Linked DNA regions of Homo sapiens: region 1 is linked to region 2. A link is an interaction called in ENCODE POLR2A ChIA-PET data of the cell type or tissue named here. Cell type or tissue: MCF 10A. All regions are shown on one strand. Links, peaks and the distances in the headings refer to the core of each region. The heading gives the core; the rest is flanking DNA. Region 1 has its middle 73 kb from the start of LINC00330. Region 2 overlaps TSC22D1 (TSC22 domain family member 1).

The links. Peaks named below come from ENCODE experiments on the same cell type or tissue, not always from the same donor. Only the 100,000 strongest peaks of a DNase experiment are listed, where the experiment ranks them.
Region 1: POLR2A ChIA-PET joins it to region 2 with 5 read pairs; 2 of 35 experiments call an interaction of 5 or more read pairs at or near these places.

The regions. Positions count from the first base shown.
Region 1 is chr13:44,734,202-44,739,579 of GRCh38, forward strand. No RefSeq gene overlaps it. Among named protein-coding and RNA genes, the nearest start is that of LINC00330, 73 kb to the right of the region's middle. In MCF 10A, for the core only: no CTCF peak of the experiment used is centred there; a DNase peak (open chromatin) is centred at 240.
Region 2 is chr13:44,521,124-44,526,501 of GRCh38, forward strand. All of the region lies in intron 1 of TSC22D1 (TSC22 domain family member 1), which reads right to left. Among named protein-coding and RNA genes, the nearest start is that of TSC22D1-AS1, 52 kb to the right of the region's middle. In MCF 10A, for the core only: no CTCF peak of the experiment used is centred there; a DNase peak (open chromatin) is centred at 2,158.

The DNA of each region.
Region 1 (5,378 bases), core at 199-5,198, 210 kb after region 2:
TTTCAGGTTATGGGAATGGCTGCCTATAACAGGAAAGAATCTGGCAGGAGGTTGGGGTATGGTAATCTCATATCCCCCAGGGCATCTGCACACTCACTCTGTCTTGCTAGGTAGCTGAGCTGATGCTACACAAGCCTGGCTGTTTCAAAATCTAGGGCCCTTGTCTGCTAGTGGGGTGAATGGGGACTCAGTCTTGCTGCTCCAAGGCCAGGATCCAGGTGCTTGTGGAAAGCTCTTTGGCACCCAGATGTCCTGCCCCAGAGTGTTGCTGTCTAAACTTACCTGTGGGCCAAGCCTGGCATATGACTGGGTGCCTGCTCAGCTCCCATTTGGCACTCCAGCTCCCTGCTGGCCCTGGAACCCTGCCCCAAACCACAGCTGCCTGGCTTGGGGCCTGACAATCTGCCTCCTCCTTGCTGGAATAACCTCTCTCTCTCTCTCTCTCTCTCTCTCTCTCTGGAGGGCAGGAACTGGTCACCATACCCTTCCCTCGGCTGCTGAGAGGGGTCCTGCTTCCACCCTGATGGCCTAGACAGGCCCCACCCCCATGAAGCCACCTGCCTGTGGTGAATGTTCCTCTGTTCGGAAATCCTAACTATCCCATGCCTCCTGCATGTTCCATCTCTCTGATTAAACCCCCTAGAAGGTTAGACCCAAGTACACCAAACCCCTGAGGAGTCATGATGTTGATTCCAGGCTGTCCTTAGAAGCAGCTCAGGCCAATCCTGGGTCCTCCCCTCTTCCCACTGACCCACTGTCTAAAAAGGTCATGAAAGCAGATGGATGTCTCACCTTCCCAGAAGATGGTCCATGTGGAGGGTGCAGCCAGGTCCCCTAATATCAGGAGCGTGTTGTTTGTACGATGATGACTATAGAGGGGCCTGCTCCTCTCTCCCACAAGTTGAATCAGGAGGGTTTTCAAAAGGGTCAAAAGTGAGCACATTGCATTGGAGTGAACAAGGTTTGCTGCCCCGCCTGGCCATGCTGCTGTAGAGTAATGGAATGTTGCACCATCACTCCCACCTTGGGAAGGACAGGTAAAGGCCCCCTCTGGTCCTATCCTTTAAGGTGGGGAGTGCCTGAGAAAGAGCTGAAATATTTCCTGACTCTCAGGGGCATGCTATAAGAGGAGAACACTTTGGGATCAGTTCTCAGATAAACCCAAGGTTGGGGGCAGGGAACGGTGGGCTGTAACAGCCAATCATGTCCCATGGAAGCAGAGTTTCCTGGTGCCCCCAGCAATGGGCACTGCTGGCCAAAAGGAGTTGTGATCTTTGGGGCGTCATCAGGAAACCCTGCCTAGTCCAGCTTGTGGGGTATAAGATCCCTGAAGCTGAGGGGTCCTAGATAGTACCAACCACCAAGGTAACCACAGCTGGTGACTGCCATATGTAGCCCCATCTGCTTGAAAGAAAGAGATGTCTGTGACTGAGCAACATCAGGCTGTCTGAAGCAGTTCTGCAGTGTCTGGCTTATAGTGGGCACTCAGTATACATCCACAGCTTCCACCCTCCGGAGACCCATGAAGCTGACACGAAGAGAGGAGGATGCCCCTCCTGGGGTTGGCAGATACCACGCGGGGGCAGCCCAGGGCTCCTTTGGGTGAAGTGGAAATTTGCCCCCTCCCCCATACCTCCTGCTGAGGCCATGTCTCTGGGAGGGACTTTGAGAAGCCATCACCAGTTTTCTCTAGGTTCTTGACTCTACCTTCCAGTAAAATATTCCTATGGAAACTGAAGAGACAGGAACTTTAGGGTTTGCCCGTGGAGGCCGAGGCCAACTGTGAGAAAAAAAGCCTTGTTGGGTCACTGCGGTTTTGCTCTTCAAAGCACTGAAACCGCTTTAGCCAGGGCCTCTCTTTTCTAACTTAAGTTGCAAGTGCCTGGATATTTATTTTCAGTTTGTGATTAAAAAGTAGATAAAATGAATAAATAGTGAACCACATGTCTTAAATGACCTTCAAATAGAGTAGTAACAAAAAATAGTTATATAAAGATATACATCTCATTTTAAATGTGCCAGAAAGATAACCAAAATAGAAAGAAAATTCATTATTCAGGCCAAACAAGACAAGGAGTGATTATGGACAACTTAGTTATTTTCTTAAAGGAAGAATGACAGATGCACTGAAGCCCCCACCTGCAGTTTTTTGGCTGGGGTGCTTTAAGATGGGGAAATACAAAAACCAGACTCTCCTGGCCCCTTTTCTCTAGAGCTACAAAAACTCCAGCACTGACTCTGTGTATCAGCTGAGGTTTCTATTGAGAAGAGGCAGCTGTGTGGCAAGCAATTCTGGGTCGAGGGCTGTGGAGGACTGGAGGCCACTGCCTTCACCATGGCTCAGAGGCCAGCTGCTGGGGAGCCACAAGGAGAGGGGCCCAGGCATGTGGACAGTGGTCACAGGAGAAGCTTCTGGCAGGACAGGAGTAAAAGGAACAAGGTAGTTATTAAACAGCAAAAATAGTTTCAAAGCAATTATGCTAATTGTTTTAGTCTGTTTAGGCTACTGTAACAAAATGCCTTAGACTGGGTGGCTTCTAAACAACAGAAATTTACTGCTTACAATTCTGGAGACTGGGAAGTCCAAGATCAAGACATCAGCAGATTTGATGTCTGATGAGGGCTTGCTTCCTGGTTCATGGTTCACAGATGGCACCTTCTTGTTGTGCCCTCACATGGTGGAAGGGAGAGGCTAGCTCTCTGGGGCACTAATCTCATTCATGAGAGTTCCACTCTCATGACCTAATCATTGCCCAAAGCCCCCAGCTCCTTATACCATCACCTTATGGGTTAGGATTTCAACATATAGAATTGGTCGGGAGAGAACATAAGCATTATGTCCATTGCACTAATGCTATCCAGATTAGAAAAGATGACCACTAAAATAATAGTTTTTAAAAACCTATATTCATTTTTAAATCATTGTGATATGCACCTGGAGAACGATTCCCCAGGTTTAGTATTTACTCATGCATGGAAATTGGGAAAGCAAGCAAAGAACCTTAGCAGTGCTGGTTTTGGGACTGTGGTCCATGGGCCCCTTCCTTGCATCCCCCAGCTGGCTGCAGAGTTCCAGATGCTTCCTACCCCCAGAACTACTCAGTCAGAATCTCTGAGAGTGGTGCTCAGGAATCTGTATTTTTAAGCTTGTAAGTATAGTTCTTTTGAAAACCATTAACCCGAAGAACAAAAGATCAAACTGTTAACATATATCTCACCGTTAATCTGGCAGCCAGGTCACTGGAAAACGCATTGAATTTGGAATCAAAACGCTTGGGTTAAAATTATGCTACCTTAAGCCTTGAGCAATTCACTTAATTTTCTATGGCTCCAGTTTTTCTCATTTGCAACATGGAAATTCTCCCCAGAGTTGTAAACATTAATTGGCGAAGAATGTGAAAGTGTTTGCACTGAAAACTCTAAAGGATCATATAAATGTTTATTATTATCATCATTAATAACAATTGGTATCAGAAGTTCCTACCCATAGTGTCAGCATCCTGGTCTAAGCCACCATCATCTCTGGTCTAGACTACTATAATGACTCCCTAAAGTCATTTTCCCTCCCTTTCCCTTCTATTTCCTACTCCTCTCTTTATACATCTCCCTTACTAAGCCCTTCAAATGCTTTTCATTGCCCTTAGGATATAGTCTAAAATCCTTAAGACTAGCTCTGACTAGACCTGATTGAATGAGAGAAGGTAGAATTGAAATGCAAAGGATTCAGAGTATCATTGGCTTCCTGGCAAAATATACCTAGGCTTTATTACAGCTTTTGGGAGCCCCAGATAGCCAAGACACAGCACACTGGATGGAGCCTCTGGCAACACCAGAAGCCCCAGGGAAATGGGACAGGTTTATAGGTAAAGCCAAGATTTCTCAGGCACAGCTGTGGGCAGCCCTATTGAAGAAGGAGAAAGATACAATATTAAAAATTTAGACTTTGGACTGTGTGGGCCTAAATAAATTATTCTAATTTGTAGTGTTTATAATAACATGATTAAATATAATTTAAAAGGCTAAAACTACATTTAATTTATTTTTAATATACAAAGATACTTGCTGATGGCATTTTTACTGATGGAAGTATTTTTCCTTTTTTAAAATAAACTTTTTATTTTAAAACAGTTTTATATTTACAGAAAAGTTGCAAATAATAGTACAAGGGTTCCTACCCATCCATCAGCTAGTTTTCCCTGAGGTTAACATATTGCATTACTATAGTACATTTCTCAAAAGTAAGAAGCCAATGGTGGTAAAGTACTGCTAGCTAAACTCCAGCCAAGGCAAGGCAGCCACAGCTGAGTGCCTTTACTCAGATTTCACCAGTTCTTCCACTAACGCCCTTTTCTGTTCAGGATCTAATTCAGGATCCCACCTTGCATTTGGTGGTCCTCTCTCCTAGTCTCTCCTTAGGGCTGTGACAGTTTCTCATATTTTCCTTGTTTTTGATGAGCTTGACAGTTTTGAGGAGTGCTGGACAGGCATTTTGTTGAAAGTCCCTCCACTGGGATTTGTCTGGTGTTTTCTCATGACTTGGCTGGATGACAGTGTTTTGGGGAAGAAGAAAGACCACAGAGGCGAAGTGCCATTTTCATCACCTTATATCAAGGGTAACTACTGTTAACATGATTCATCACTGTGGATGCTGACCTTGATCCAGGTAGTGCTTGCAAGTCCCTAAGCCAAGCTCCCACACTCAAAATGTGTGTATGGTGGCAAGTGTGGGAGGGGGGCTGAGCTTTGCCCCCTGGAGGGGGAATATCTATGGAAATTATTTGGAATTCTTCTGCACAGAAGAGTTGTCTCTTTCCCCTCCTCCCCCTGCCCCATGTATTTATTTCTTCAATAGCTTATTTATATTAAGATGGACCCCTGGATATTTATTTTATACTTTGGGTTTGTAATCCAATACTATTTACAGATGATCCTCAAATTACAATAGGGTTATGTCCCAACAAACCCATTGTAAATTGAAAATCTTAAGTCAAAAATGCATTTAATACCCCCAATAAATCAATCGTAAAGTTGAAATCGGAAGTGGCACCATCATAAGTAGGGAAGTGCCTATATTTTCCTGCTTGTATTGTTCCAGCTTTGGCCACCAGGAGCTCTTCCAGGCTATCTCCTGTGCCCCTTTGAAGGTGTCCCTTCCTTACTTTTGCTCTTTGAGCCCTTCCTTACTTCTAGCACCATGAGACGCTCCAGGCTCATCTTGCATTTTTCCTGCCCCAATCCTAGAGTTGGCCACTTTTCCAAGGAGCCCTGGTTCCTTTTATTGGAGAATGGTGTTAGAAACGAAGACCTGGGTGCTGGGCATAAATTAGCGTATTAGGCTGTGTTTATGTTGCTTAAAAGGAATACTTGAGACTGGGTAA
Region 2 (5,378 bases), core at 196-5,195:
AAGACTGCCCCTAGAGCACCCATATTGTCAATACAGATGGATGGTTTCTTAAGACAATTGAGAACCTAAGTCTGGGACTTCTAGGACGCTAACCCCCCACTATCAAATAATAAAAGATACAAACTTACTTTTAGCTAAGAAACCTAGGCAATTCCATTGTGATGATGTCAAACACAGTGAAAGCTTTCAGTCATGCTATGGGATTTAATTGTGTATCCTCATTACTGTATCATTTGTGGGGTACACCCCTTCCCCCTTTTTTTTAAATTAAATACAGCTCATTCTTACTGTGGCTTGTAGCATTCCCCTCTTCTGGCCTCCTGGACTCCTCCCCTTCATCTCTCTTACCCTTGCCCCCTCCACCCGGTCTTGATAGTGGTATATTAAAAAAAGAAAGAATGAAAGCACATAAAATGAGTCAGTTTGGGGTCAGTGGTATAAAGGGGGTATATGTTGTGAACAAATGTTTTAATAACAGTTGGCTGTAATCACTCCTCGCCATGTCTGGCACTGAAAATAAGGGAAAAAAAACCTACTGAATAAAAGTGACAAAGAATGGAAAAAAAAAAAAAAAGAAACCTAGGCAATAAGACTTCATAAATTGACAGCTATAAAGTTCACACACTTGAGGAAGAATCCGAAAGATTTTTCTTTCTTAACCTTTCATTACTTGTTTTCCAAAACTACAACTTTCTAACAGCACTAAAATGGCACTATAATTTACCTACATACATATGGATCTTCCTCACTAAATTTGGGCATCTCAAAGGCTGCCTATGTCTTCTTCCTTAAAATATTTGTTTGGCGCCTACTGTGTAGCAGCTGCTAAAAAAAACAATAGCAAACAAGACAGACGTGATCCCTGGTCTCAGGAAGTCAGACAATAAATAGACCAACAATATATGCTTTTAAATTGGGCAAAATAGTAGTAAAGAATTGATGTAATGTTAGAGAGTAAAAGTCAAGGAAGAGAACTAAATGTTTAGATATAATGACTAGAAAAGGCATCCCTGAAGAGGAAACATTTAAGCTGAGACTTAAAAGGGGCATTCCAGTCATTAGGAATCCCCTAAGGTAGTAGACAGTAACACATTCAGAGACTAAATGAGCCAAAGGTGGCTGGAGAGGAAGAATGAGGGTAAAGTTGGAAGAAAAGGTAGGGCCTGATCATTTAGGGTCTCACAGGCCATGATAAAGAATTTGGATTTTGTTGTTTGTATAAAGGAAAGCAATTAGATATTAAACAGAAAAGGCATTTTATTTATGCCTTTAAAATCACAAATCATATTCTGTGAATAAAACAGGGATCAACAGATAAGGCAAGACCAGTAAGGACTACTGCAATAATTAGGCAAGAGAGGATGGTGGCTTGAAGAGATTGAAAATGGAGATGGTGAGAAGTGGACAGGTTTGACAAAGATTTAAGAGGTAAATCTGATCTTTGGCAAAAGTACAAAGACAATTCAGTGGAGAAGGAAGAGTCTTCATGGTGCTGGACAACCACATGCAAAAGGAAAAATAATCTATCCAACACTGACCTTTTATCTTTCACAAAAGTTAACTCAGAAAGTATCACAGACCTATACATACAATTCAAAACTGTAAAACTTGTAGATAATGAGGAAGAAAATCTTGTTTGGCAATATATTTGTAAACACAGCACGAAAATCATGACCCATAAAGAAAAAATTGATAAGGTAGACTTCATTAAAATTGAAAATTTTTCTTCTCTGTAAAACACTGTTTAAAAAAAATGAAAAGACAAGCCACAGACTAGGAGAAAATATTTGTCAAACACATCTTATAAAGGACTGGTATCTAAAATATACCAAGAACTCTTAACACACAATAAAGAAAAAATCTTAAAAAAGAGCAAAAAATCTGAGCAGATGTATCACCAAAGATAATAGAGAAAAAAAAAAAACATGAAATGGAGCTCAACACCCTATATCACTAGAGAAATGCTAATTAAAACAATGGATACTACCACACCCCTATTAGACAGGCTACAATCACTGACAACACCAAATGCTGCTAAGAATGCAGAGCAAATGAATTCATATTCATTGCTGGTGGAAATGCAAAAACAGTACAGTCGAGTTGAGACAGTCTGCAGTCTCTTACAGAGCTAAGCACAGGCTTACTACATGACTCAGCAATTGCACACACAGGTATTTTCCCAAATGAGTTGAAAACAAGTCCACATAAAAACCTGCACAGGAATGTTTGCGGCAGCTTTATTCAGAACTGCCAAAAACATCAAGCAACCAAGCTGTCCTTCATTAGATGATGGATAAACAAACTGTGGTAGATATATACAATAATAAGAAATGAGCTCCCAAGTCACAAAAAGACATGAAAAAAACTTTCATATTGCTAAGTGAAAGCCAGTCTGAAAAAGCTACACACTGCATGACTCCAACACTATGACATTCCAGGAAAGGCAAAACTAGACAGATAGTAAGATCTGTGGCTGCCAGAGCCTGAGGTGGGGAGGTAGGAGTATGTGGCACGCAGAGAAGAAGGATTTTGCAACAGGGAGGACCCTGATGACAGAGCATTCACAGTGGTATCAGAAGCGACAACCAGAATGGAATAGATTGAAAAGTAAACTAAATTTGAGAGATTGTAACAATATAAGTAGACAACTCTTGATAATGAAAGTGAACAGAGATTGCAGAAGTTAGGGGGTGTGGAAAGACCCAAGGTGGCTTCCTTAAGATGATGTATGAAAGCATAATTAGATACTCATGAGAATGAGCTAATAGAGAAAAACATTTGCTAATAGAAGGAAAGATAAAATACAAAAGGCAACAAATCTTTAGCAAAATATAAGAGATAGACCCATCCTCTAGAGAACAATGAGAAAAAGCCTTTGAAAAAAGAAGTATGGGGATAGAAGCATCTTAATATTTCCAGTGCATGAAATACTATACATAATAAAAGATGCATGAAACTTAGTAGATCCTCAATAGAGATTAAATGAATCAAATTAAATAACTGTAATGGTTTAAAAAGCTCCTAGTAGAACAGCCTACTTCTAAGTCGTGGGACTCAAACTAAATTGAAGGCAAATTCAGACACTGAAAAATTCATACTACTTCCAGTTTTGAGTTCAACTAGTGAAGCTGTCACTCCTGTCCACACAACAGAAAAAAAAAAAAACTGAACTGGAAATCAGTAGCTTCTCTTAGATCCATCAGAGAACCGAGATCACAGGACAATCTGCTGCCTCCTCCAAAACTAAAGAAACAAGCAAATACAGAAAATCACAGCTTACCAGAAGCAGCAACTATTGCTGAAGCCAACAACTGGAAGAAAAACTTAAATAGATTAATTAAGACAGTCTAAATATGGACTAGTTTGACAGATGGAAACTCCTGGCAAACCAGCCTTAAGGGGCTCCCCACACTTCCATGATTTTTTTTGTTTGTTTGTTTGAGATGGAGTTTCACTCTTGTCACCCAGGCTAGAGTGCAATGGCGCGATCTTGGCTCACTGCAACCTCCGCTTCCCGGATTCAAGCAATTCTCCTGCCTCAGCCTCCTGAGTATTAACAGCACCCGCCATGCCCAGCTAATTTTTGTATTATTTTAGAAGAGATGAGGTTTCACCATGTTGGCTAGGCTGGTCTCAAACCCCTGACTTCAAGTAATCCATCTGCCTAGGCCTCCCAAGTGCTGGGATTACAGGCGTGAGCCACCGTGCCCAGCTACTTCCATGATTTTTAACTCCAAAAGCCCCATCAGGTTGTCAGGGTAAAGAAAAGAGAAAAAAATCCCTGTGCTTCTGGAAGGAGAAAGGAAAAAAGGAAAAAGTAACCATATTCAAATATTCCCAGAACATTCTGTTATCCTTAACAAAGGACTGACCTTAAGGAAAATTATTTTACCAGAGGCTAACCAACAGCGGGTATATCAAAGCCTGACCAAGTGGAATAAGGAAAATATCCAACTAGGGTTCTCTCTCTAGCTTTCTTGTTCCACCTAAGGGGGGTAAAAAAGCTGAGAAGCATTTGTAAAGGTGAAAGCCCAGGGGCACTGTCCCACAAAAAACCTGAGCCTAATCACAGGACTACATACAGACTATTCTCCCCGCTCCACAACACTCATCTTACTACAATCAACAGAGCTCCTGTAAAACAGGAAATCACAACTGAAAGAATGGTAAGGCTCAGGCTCTATTTAAAAAGGAGTCTCATGCCTGTAATCACAGCACTTTGGGAAACCGAGGCAGGAGGATCACTTGAGCCCAGGAATTCAAGACCAGCCTAGCAACACAGTGAGCCCCCACCTCTACAAAAATCAAAAGATAAATTAGCCAAGCATGGAGGCGCATGCCTGTAGTACCATCTTCTCAAGAGCCTGAGGCAGGAGGATCCCTTGAACCCAGGAGTTGAAGGCTGCAGTAAGCCATGATCGTGCCACTGCACTCTAGCCTGGGTAACACAGCAAGACCCTGTCTCTAAAAAAGTAAAAATAAAAGGGAGTCTCTAGGGAAACCCAAATACCACAGAGTAGACAAGATCAAGGACACTATAGGAAATTCTAGCCTCTGACATCAACAGCAAATAAACACAGATTAACCCCTAGCCAGATAAACATGAAACTTCATACTCAAGTCCTACTGATCTTAGTTCCTTTTACCCAATACATCATATCTAGCTTTTAACAAAAAAAAAAAAAAAAAAAAAATAGCCAGGCTCAGTGGTTCACACCTGTAATCCCAGCATTTTGGGAGGCTAAGGTGAGCGGACTGCCTTGATCTCAGGAGTTTGAACCTAGTCTGGACAACATGGCAAAAACCCATCTCTACAAAAATAGAAAAATTAGCCAGGTGTTGGTGGCTTGCGCCTGCAGTCCCAGCTCCTCACGAGGCTGAGGCTGGAGAATCTCTTGAGACCGGGAAGTGGAGGTTGCAGTTAGCCAAGACTGTGCCACTGTACTCCAGCCTGGATAACAGAGTGAGACCCTGTCTCAAAAACAAACAAACAAACAAACAAAAAACACCATTAGACATGCTAAAAGGTTAGGAAAAATAAAACAGTCTGAGGATCCAAAGCAAGTGTCAGAATCAGATTCAGATATGGCAGATATTTTGCAATTATTAGGCCAACAATTGCAAATAACTACTAACATGCTAAGGGCTCTAGTGGAAAAAGTAGAGAACATGTTAAGAATTGATGGGTAATATAAGCAAAGAGATGAAAATTCTGAGAATCAAAAGGAAATGCCAGAAATAAAAAAAAACAGCAACAGAAAAAAAGAATGCATATTACCAGATCATCTGCACATGGCCTAAGAATCAGTGAGCTCAAAGATACGTCAATAAAAACTTCCAAAACTGAAAAGCAAAGAAAAAAAAAAGGAATAGAATAT